Linked DNA regions of Mus musculus: region 1 is linked to region 2. The links are chromatin loops, found by intact Hi-C in ENCODE. Cell type or tissue: left cerebral cortex. All regions are shown on one strand. Each heading gives the region's core, and the rest is flanking DNA. Links, peaks and the distances in the headings are about the cores only.

The links. Peaks named below come from ENCODE experiments on the same cell type or tissue, not always from the same donor. Only the 100,000 strongest peaks of a DNase experiment are listed, where the experiment ranks them.
Region 1: it touches region 2 in a loop (2.3-fold over the local background); 2 of 42 quality-filtered maps call a loop at or near these places.

Annotation. Positions count from the first base shown.
Region 1 is chr10:82,998,049-83,002,432 of GRCm38, forward strand. All of the region lies in intron 1 of Chst11 (carbohydrate sulfotransferase 11), which reads left to right. Among named protein-coding and RNA genes, the nearest start is that of Chst11, 15 kb to the left of the region's middle. In left cerebral cortex, for the core only: no CTCF peak of the experiment used is centred there; DNase peaks (open chromatin) are centred at 1,921 and 2,078.
Region 2 is chr10:83,058,858-83,063,241 of GRCm38, forward strand. All of the region lies in intron 1 of Chst11 (carbohydrate sulfotransferase 11), which reads left to right. Among named protein-coding and RNA genes, the nearest start is that of Chst11, 76 kb to the left of the region's middle. In left cerebral cortex, for the core only: no CTCF peak of the experiment used is centred there; DNase peaks (open chromatin) are centred at 1,637, 2,139 and 3,672.

The sequences.
Region 1 (4,384 bases), core at 220-4,219, 61 kb before region 2:
AGCTCACACCTCTGAGCCCAGCACTCTGGAGGCCAAGACAAGAGAATCACTATGAGCTCCTAGTATCTCGGGCTGCGTAGTGAGTTCCAGACCACCTTAGGCTAGAGTGAGGTATGTGGTGCTCATGAATAATTCTAGCACTTGAGAAATGGAGACAGGGGGATTAGAAGTACAAGGTCATTCTTCAGTGGTGGTTTGAATGGGAATGGCCCTGAAGGTGCAGTTTTGAATGATCTAAGTTTAGTGAAACTGTTTGGTAGGGACTAGGAGGTGTGGTATGTTGGAGGAGGTGTGTCTCAAGGTAGGCTTGTAGTTTCAAAACCCCATACCATTCCCAGTTAGCTCTTTCTCTCTGCCTCCTGCTTGTGGATTAGAGGTGAGCTCTCAGCTGCAGCTCCAGCGCCAGGCCCGCCTGCCTGATGCTTTTGTGTGTAGTTTTTGCTACCCCACTTTAAGCTCCAGGTGAAATTTGCTCCCAGCCCAGTCCAGGTTCCCTTGGATCCATGAATGAAACACACCCGCACACTCACACTCACACGCGTGTGCGCATGCACGCACACACATGCACGCACACACACGAGCTTATCTTTCAACCTGCCTTTTTGACTCAATTGCTGGACACTTCTAATCTCCTGAGGCTAGCTTACCCTTCCCAATACTCTCAGCTCAGCACACTAAATCTGCCCTCAACTTTAGTTGCTCAGCTACCTTCTACTTGTTCAGCAACCCAAAACTGTCCTCAGCTTAGTTGCGTTTCTAATCTCCCACCCGGGGAAGCGACCTATGACTGCTCAGCCCAAGGTCTCACATGGCTGGTCACTTTTTCCCTCCAAAGCATGGTGAAAATCTCTCTCCTGCTCCTGTGTCTCTTAGCCTGCCTGTGGGGACCAGAAGTCCCGTCTTTTTCCTTCTGCCCAGTAATTGACCCCTGGCATCTTTATTGATCAATCAAGAACCAATTGGAGAACAGGACCTTAGCATTAGAACCACTGCCTACATCATGCCATTCTCCCTACCATGATGGTCGTAGCCTCAAAACCCCGGGAATCATAAGCCCCCAAATTAAATGCTTTATATAGCTTTAAATGCTTTATGACAACGACAAGTAACTAAGCCATTTGACTACATAATGAATTCTAGGTCAGCTTGGGCTACGTGAGATCCTGTCGCACAAAAAGAAAAAGGAGTTATAATCTTTTCTATTTGTTATCACTGTCTTCAGAATTCCAGTGTGTCCTTGGCACTTGTCTGTCTGTTCAGTGTAGCCCCTTTCCAGTGCTCAGTCACCTCTGTGAGTAGTGGCTGCTGGACCCTGTTAGAGTAGCTGAAAAGATGGGGGAAATGTTCCTGGTGTTCCCCCCACCCCTTTTGTGAATTGATGTTCTCTCTTGGGTTTGAGCTCCATCCTTGGGGAGGTATTGAGTAAGAGAAGCTGGCTGGAGAACTATATGTGTGTGCCTAAGCCACTTGAGCCTGAAAGGTACCTAGTTAGTTCATTGGTGAACTAACTCTACTTAGTGCAAGCTTCTAGGTAGTTCATTGGTGAACTCCCGGGGCTTGCCTTGTTCAGGGATCCTAGCAAACTGCACCGTTCCAACCCATCTCTAGAAGAGGCAGCAAGACAGGGCACCCTTGGAGAGACTTATGTTTCCTTTATGATGCCCCAGCACAAAGCCTGGCCCCAGGAAGATGTGTTGTACCGAGATGGACAGAAATATGCACGATGGACTGGTTTAGGGGGCCAGACACGATGGGGTTATGGAGAACCAACGGAGAGAGCGAGAGAATAGTGTGGTTGATTTTGATTGTAGCATCAATCAACAAGGGAAGAATTTCCAGGCTCAGAGACTGAGAGAGAAGCAGTTGCGTCACTGGGCCTCGGAGGCTGGAGTATGGACAGGAGTGCTGGCTGTCACCTCATTATCTCTTGTTCTCAAGTTTAAATTCTGTTCTTGAGACTAGGAAGCTATAGAAGGTTTAGGGTTTTGTTTTCCAGAAGATGAAATTTAAGCTTAATTTAAACTCTCTTGTTTTAGCACAAAGCCAGAATTTAAAGGCCTACTTTCTCAAAGTGATCTTGGGGCCATTTTTGGAATCGTTTCTGTTATCATTTGGTGGGAGGGAAGGTTATTCACGAACGTTCAAAGTAAGAAGTAGCTTAAAAGCTCTCTTTGGCTGGATTCAAAACTCACTGTTTGCAAAAATTATAGGCCTGGGAGGTTAAGTTTCACTCTCTCAGTTGCTAATGGTGCCCCAGGTTCACTCTCAGAGGGCCTCTGGAGGAGTGGCAGGAGGGAGGGGGAGTGTGCCTCATCCCTAGAGAACTGTGCACTGTGCCCAGCTCTCAGTATATCTAGGCTCAGGTTGCAGCTATGGGCTGCCCGGGTAGGCATGGTACAGAATTGGGGCAAAGGCCTCCTCCCTCATTTGAGGTGCCCATGCACGGAGGGTCTGGTCTTCCTACCCCCGCTGTAGAGTACTGCCCTCTGTGTCTTCCTTCTCAGCTTCCTCTTTGACATAGCCACCTCACCACCACAGAAGGAAGCATCCCTAAGGATTCTTTTCTGATATGTGTGTGTGTGTTCTTGTATGTGCTGGTATGTGTGCACACTCACATGGAGACCCGTGGTTAGCAGTGGTTGTTCCTCAGGTACCACCCACTGTATTTTAAAAAGAGGGTCTCTAACTAATGGAGCTCATTGAGTAGGTTAGGTAGTGACCCCTGGGGGTCCACCTGTCTCTGCCTCCCCAGTGCTGAGATTATAAGCACACCACACCCAACTTGTGTGTGTGTGTGTGTGGGGGGGGCTCTAGGGATCAAACTGAGGTCTTCAGGTTTGCTTGTTAAATTCTTAACCAACTGAGTCATCTCCCTGGATCCCCAGAGACTTACTTTTTAAAAAGTAATACAACATGGGCTGGAGGGATGGCTCAGCAGTTAAGAGCACTGGCTGCTCTTCCAGAGGTCCTGCGTACAATTCCCAGCAACCACATGGTGGCTCACAACCATCTGTAGTGGGTTCTGATGCCCTCCTCTGGTGTGTCTGAAGACAGCAGCGGTGTACTCATGTATACTAAATATATATATATATATATATTTTTTTTTTAAAGTAATACAACATCATCACTGGTGGGCACCAGGTTTAGAAGGGGACTTGTTTGTGGACAGACAGAAACAGGGCTTTGAGTTTATACTTGAACTTGGGGCTTTGAAATCTGGAAGGTTTCATTAAGGGAATACTTACATTTGGAAGTATGGGACCGGAGGTTATTTTAAAGATGTAAGAAATAGATTTCGAAGTTCTTTAAGAGCTGAGATTCTATCTGGTGAAGAGCTCTAAGTGTAATTTTGTTGTTTGCAATCGGAAGTGCAGATTTGAAACCAGAAACCGAGCAGGTAATCTTGTAGTCACTTGGAACAAAACAGCTTTTGTTCAATGAGTGTGAGGCACCCTCCTAAAGACAGCTTGTGGGCTTAAAATCCTAGCTGAGGGGCCAGGGATGGAGCTTTGGGCTAGGATGCTTTCCCAGCATGCACAGGGCTTTGGGTTTGATCCTCAGCATTGCAAGAAGAGTCAGCAAGGGGCAGCAAGCAAGCTTTTAGCGGGATCCTCTCTGTCCACTTCACTCAGAGGGCAAGTAGGCTCTCCCCTGTCATACTTTGGAGGAAATTTTGTTTCCTGTGACTATAGAAACCACATTGAATTTTTAAAAATAAATATGGGCCCATCGGAAGGGCCTTCCTGCACAAGACGTGAAGGGTGTTGCCATTCATTGGAAGGTCAAGGAGTGAATGAGGAGTTGTGCCCAATACACAGAGTGTTGCCTCATCTATAAAACCTGGCAGGAAGGCAGGGCAGTTAGGCAGAAAGGGCAGTAGGGTAGGGTATTCAGGGAACCTGGGTTCTGGCCCAACTGCTGCCTTCTTATGAGCGATCCCGCACTGGTATTAACTGATAGACACAACAAAGCATTTTGGAGCTCATAGCTGAAGGCCAGAGGGGGAGGAAGAGAGGCTCCTGCAGTCTCTCACCACAGCAGCTCCTTGTTTTGTTTTGTTTTGTTTTGTTTTGTTTTTATGTTCTGGAGTTCTAAAGAAAAAAAAAAACCAGTTTTTCTTTTTCATAAGAATGCAGGTTTAGCTAAAAGCACTGTTTCCTACAATCAATGTAGGTAGATTCGAGATAGGTAGACTCTCCCTGCCTTCTTCCCGAAGCAGGTCTCACTTTGTTAGCACTTCTCAGCATACACACCCGTCTCTATGCGACCCAGTCATAATCACAGCAAATACTTGCCGTTCATGTCGTACCGAAAGACTGACACCAGCCCACCCCACCCAGCCAGCATGCAAGTGTTTCTCCACCAGACATTTATCAGGCAGGAG
Region 2 (4,384 bases), core at 99-4,098:
CAAACAGGAGGTACCAGCTGCAGTGATAAAGGGGGCGGGAAGAAGGGACTATGTGCAGCTTGGCAGAATAGGATTGCAGCAAGCATTCAGAAATGCAAACACAGGTGCCCAAGTGTGACCTGGGCCGTGCCATTTCACCTGGGTGCCCAGGGGTGAGGTGGGAGTGGGGGGGACTGGTCGTAGCCAGAGTGAGAGCCTTGAGAGGATGTGTAACCTCTCTCTAAAGGTCTTCCATCCCTCTGCATGTGCTTCTAGGACTGCTCATAGCCCAGCCTGTCTCCATGGCTTTCTCGACATGGAAATTGGGGCTTGCATCTCAGGGGAGGGGCTGTCCTGAAGGATGCTTGGAAGCCTCAGCATCATCCAGAGCTTTGCAAAATTTCTACTTGATTTTCATTTCCTGAAAAAAACCAAAGAAGTGATCGATGGGTTCCGCACCCTCACAAACACAATGAAGGACGAAGATGCTGAAGAGAGAAAACTGAAGGGGAGGGGGATGCTCCGCTAGAGCTGGTGTTCATGATGGACAGCTCTGTGCTTTCTCTGGTTGGAGGTGGGAGCGGTGAAGCTGGAAGCAAACATGGAAGGTTGTTGTCTAGGAGTCCTGTTTGCATAACAACAGGGTAAAACTGGACCTCAGGTCGTTGTCTGTCACCCTTGGTGTCGAGCAGTCATAGCTGGAATGGAATACTGTTCATAAAGCATTGAGAAGGTATTTATCATTGTGAGGCTGGAATCTTTGGACCATTGTGTGTGTGTGGTGTGGTGTGGTGTGGTGTGGTGTGGTGTGGTGTGTGTGTATTTGTGATTTGGTGTGTTTGCCTGTATGTGGGTGTATATGTGTATGTGTTGTGTGTGTATTTGTGGTGTGGTGTGTGTGACTGTATGTGAGTATATGTGTGTGTGGTGTGTGTGTATTTGTGGTGTGGTGTGGTGTGTGTGTGTGTGTGTGTGTGTGTGTGTGTGTGGTGTGCACACACTTCACACCTTGCCCTCATAGTTCCCCATTAGGGAGGCTGGCATCTTTTATGGTAGCTGTCTGACTGCAGTTTAGCTCCCCGTAAGTCTTTACCAGGCCTTGCTTCTCCAATTTCTTCTTTCTGACAGTCTGGAGAAGAGAAAGAAAGAGAGTGTCCATGGAACCCTGTTGAGACAATCTCTACCCTATTTCTTAGCAGCTTCCAGGCTCTGGTCTTATTTCAAAGGCTGCCTACTCCAGCTCCGCAGTGTGAGTTGCTCTTCTGAAGTCTGTCTTCCCAGGCTGGGCATGGACTTCCCTGTTTTACAAATAGGATTTCCCAGAGGAAGTGCACGATCAGGATGAAGGCTCTTAGACCCCACGCCAAGGTCAAGGTCTTCTAGTGGAGTGGTGTGATTGTAAGGGTGAGGTGCTGAGAGGCAGGCTGTTCCCGCCCGTGCATCCTGTGCTTGCCTGACTTCAGAAGCGTGCAGAACGAGGAGTGCAGCTTCAGGAGCTAGAAGTCTCTGCTGCTCTTGTAGCCGGGATGCCCAGATTCTATCAATTCTGTGTCTTGCAGGAGCAACGAACTTCTCACCCTCCTCCTCCTCCCTGGCCTGTGCTGTGTGGCTCCATGCAGACAGGCTCTGAGGAGGCAGGATTTACATATTCTGCTAATCACAGCTGTCAGATTCCTCGAAGAGATCTGACGGTGGAGAGGCCTAACAAGTGTGAAAAGTATTTTTAACCAAGCTGTGTGGGGTTGATAGCCATTTAGGGACTAGTAATGGAATCTGAAGCTTCATGGGAGGCTGTGGGGAAGCTGTGAGGGATGGAACTGCTCAGGCTGCGAGCTCTTGGGTGCTGAGCAGCTGAGGGGCCATCTGATCCTGGAGGAGGCCCACCTTTTTCTCCCCTCCTGACAGCTGTCAGTCAGCTGCTTTATGCATTTCAAATTGATACCCTTCCTTGTCTGGCACAGGGGACCTTGGAAGTCGAGTTGTTGAAAGGGGTTAGAATGGGAAACATGCTATGCAAAACGTTTGTTCCTTCGTTTATTCATTCATTCATTCATTCACTCCACAAGCATGTTGTGGGTGGGGGCCAGAGCATGTCTAATTTTCTTACAGGATGCTTATCAGGCTGTCTGCTAAGGGGCGGCTCCTGGGTGGGTGGATCTGGAGTTGGCTGAACCTCAGAGTTTCTAAGTTGCTTGCACAGATGCTGCTGCTGGCTCCAGCAACCCCATCCAAGTCACAGGATCTGAGACTCCATGCCACTTTGGTGTGACAAGATGAAAATAGGGGCGTGTTCTTGCCTCAGGTCCTGCCTTCCCATTTCCCCACGTGTTCCTCTTCTGGCCTTGTGCTCAGCTTTCTTCTTTTGGTTAACATCTCAGAGACGTCAGTGCCCTAGAAAGACTTTTCCTTCCAAATTTAAAGTAAGTAACTTCCCATATCCCTGTTTGAGTTCATTTTTCTTAAACTGTTCTCAGTGTCTGGCTGTTTATTTACTTATTTTGTCGCTGTTGCTATAACGAAAGCCCAGAGACTGGGTAACTTATAAAGAAGAGGTTTATGCGGCTCTTGGTTCTGGAGGTGGAGAAGTCCAAGAGTGCACAGCTCACATGTGGGGACAGCAAAGACCTTCCTGCGTGGTACTCTGAAGACATCATGTGTCGAAGTGAAAGCATGCAAGCTTCTGCATTTATTCCTGCCAGTGTGGTGCCCTCTGCCACCAGAGGCCTCATGAGAGGCCAAAGGGATGGAGTCGCCTAGTCTTGGACTTTTATCTTCCAAGACTATAAAACAAACAAATCACTTTTCCTTTCTTTTCTTCTTTCTTTCTTAAGATTTATTTACTTACTTCAAGTATGTGAGCACACTGTCCCTGTCTTCAGATGCACCAGAAGAGGGCATCTGATCCCATTACAGATGGTTGTGAGCCACCATGTGGTTGCTGGGAATTGAACTCAGGACCTCTGGGAGAACAGTCAGTGCTCTTAACCACTGAGCCATCTCTCCAGCCCACAAATCACCTTTCTTTGGGTGTTTTGTTACAGTAACAGAAAAAGGAATTCAGATTCTCAGTCTGTCAACTGCACTGGCTTTGTTCCATACAGAACCAGAAGGAAAGGGAGCTTGTGGCAGCTCGAGCTTGCTGGGCTGGGATAAGTAGACTGATAAAATATCCAGTTTCTGGCTGGCAAGATGGCGCACTGGGTCTAGGTGCTTGCTGCTACACCTGACAACCTGAATTCGCTTCCTGGGACCCACATGGTAGGAGGCAACTTACTGACTTCCCAAAGCTGCCCTGATCTCCACATGTGTGCTGTGGTGTGTGTGCATACCCATACTCAATACATGCAAACATGTACATACATGCACATGATAACTGCATGTAATAAAGAAGAAAAAGAAGCCAGTAGATGTTGTATGGGATAGAATGAGAGGATGAAAAAGAAAATCTGATTTCTGAACTGTAATTTTGACTCAATGGAAGCCAACGTAGGCCTCAGAGTGACAGCTGGTTTGAATCTTGGCCTAACTGCCCCTATCCTGAGAGCCCACGGAGGAGTTACTCAGCCACCCGGAGTTCCCTGTGGCTGTGCCAGAGAGGCTGGGTTTGAATCTCAGGCTGTGACAGAGAGCATTCAAAGTCCGTCTTCCCCAGAGCCAACTCTCACTCCGTTGAACAGCTTGTCCCTCAGGCAGATGGTGCTGGCAGCAAGCCTGTCCTTCAGAGCTACAGGTGGAGCGCTGGCAGTCCCAGAGAGAAAGCCTCCGGGGGAGTCTACTCCCCAGCTGTTGGCTGGGTAACATCAGGGTTCCCGATGAGCTGAGGGAGAATGTTGGGGCTACGGGGATGAAGCTGTGCCACAGTGAGAAACTGGAGCCCCTGACAGAGGCAGCCTCACCTACTGGGATCTCAGTGGGGCTGGAAGGGGGGAGGTTACAAGAGGACCTTGCAAGGACAGGAAAGACCTCCCAGAAAGAAGGGGCTTGGGGGAGATGGAGCCCAAGCCAGGGTCTCAGCCTCGGTTATCTGTAGCTGAGGATGACCATGAAGTCTCTGCTTTCTACCTCACAAATGCTGGGATTATAGGCATATGCTGCCAATGACTGAATTATGAGTCCTCAGGGACTGATCCAGAACATCCCGCACGCTGCCTCTAGTCAGACACCCCACCAACCGAGGCCAATCCCCTGCTCGGAACTGGCCGTTAATGGCCACAACCGGTGTATGTCCCTTTGGCCTCTGTGAGCTGTGTGCCCATGTCATCTATGACACCAGGGTGGCGTGATGCCCCGTTTTACTGAGAAACCGAAGCTCTGAGAACACGAGACTTTATTCCAGGTGACAACTTGGAAAGGGATGGAGCTGTGATTTAAAGCCAACTTTGTCTGCAAAGCCTTCTTTCCAACT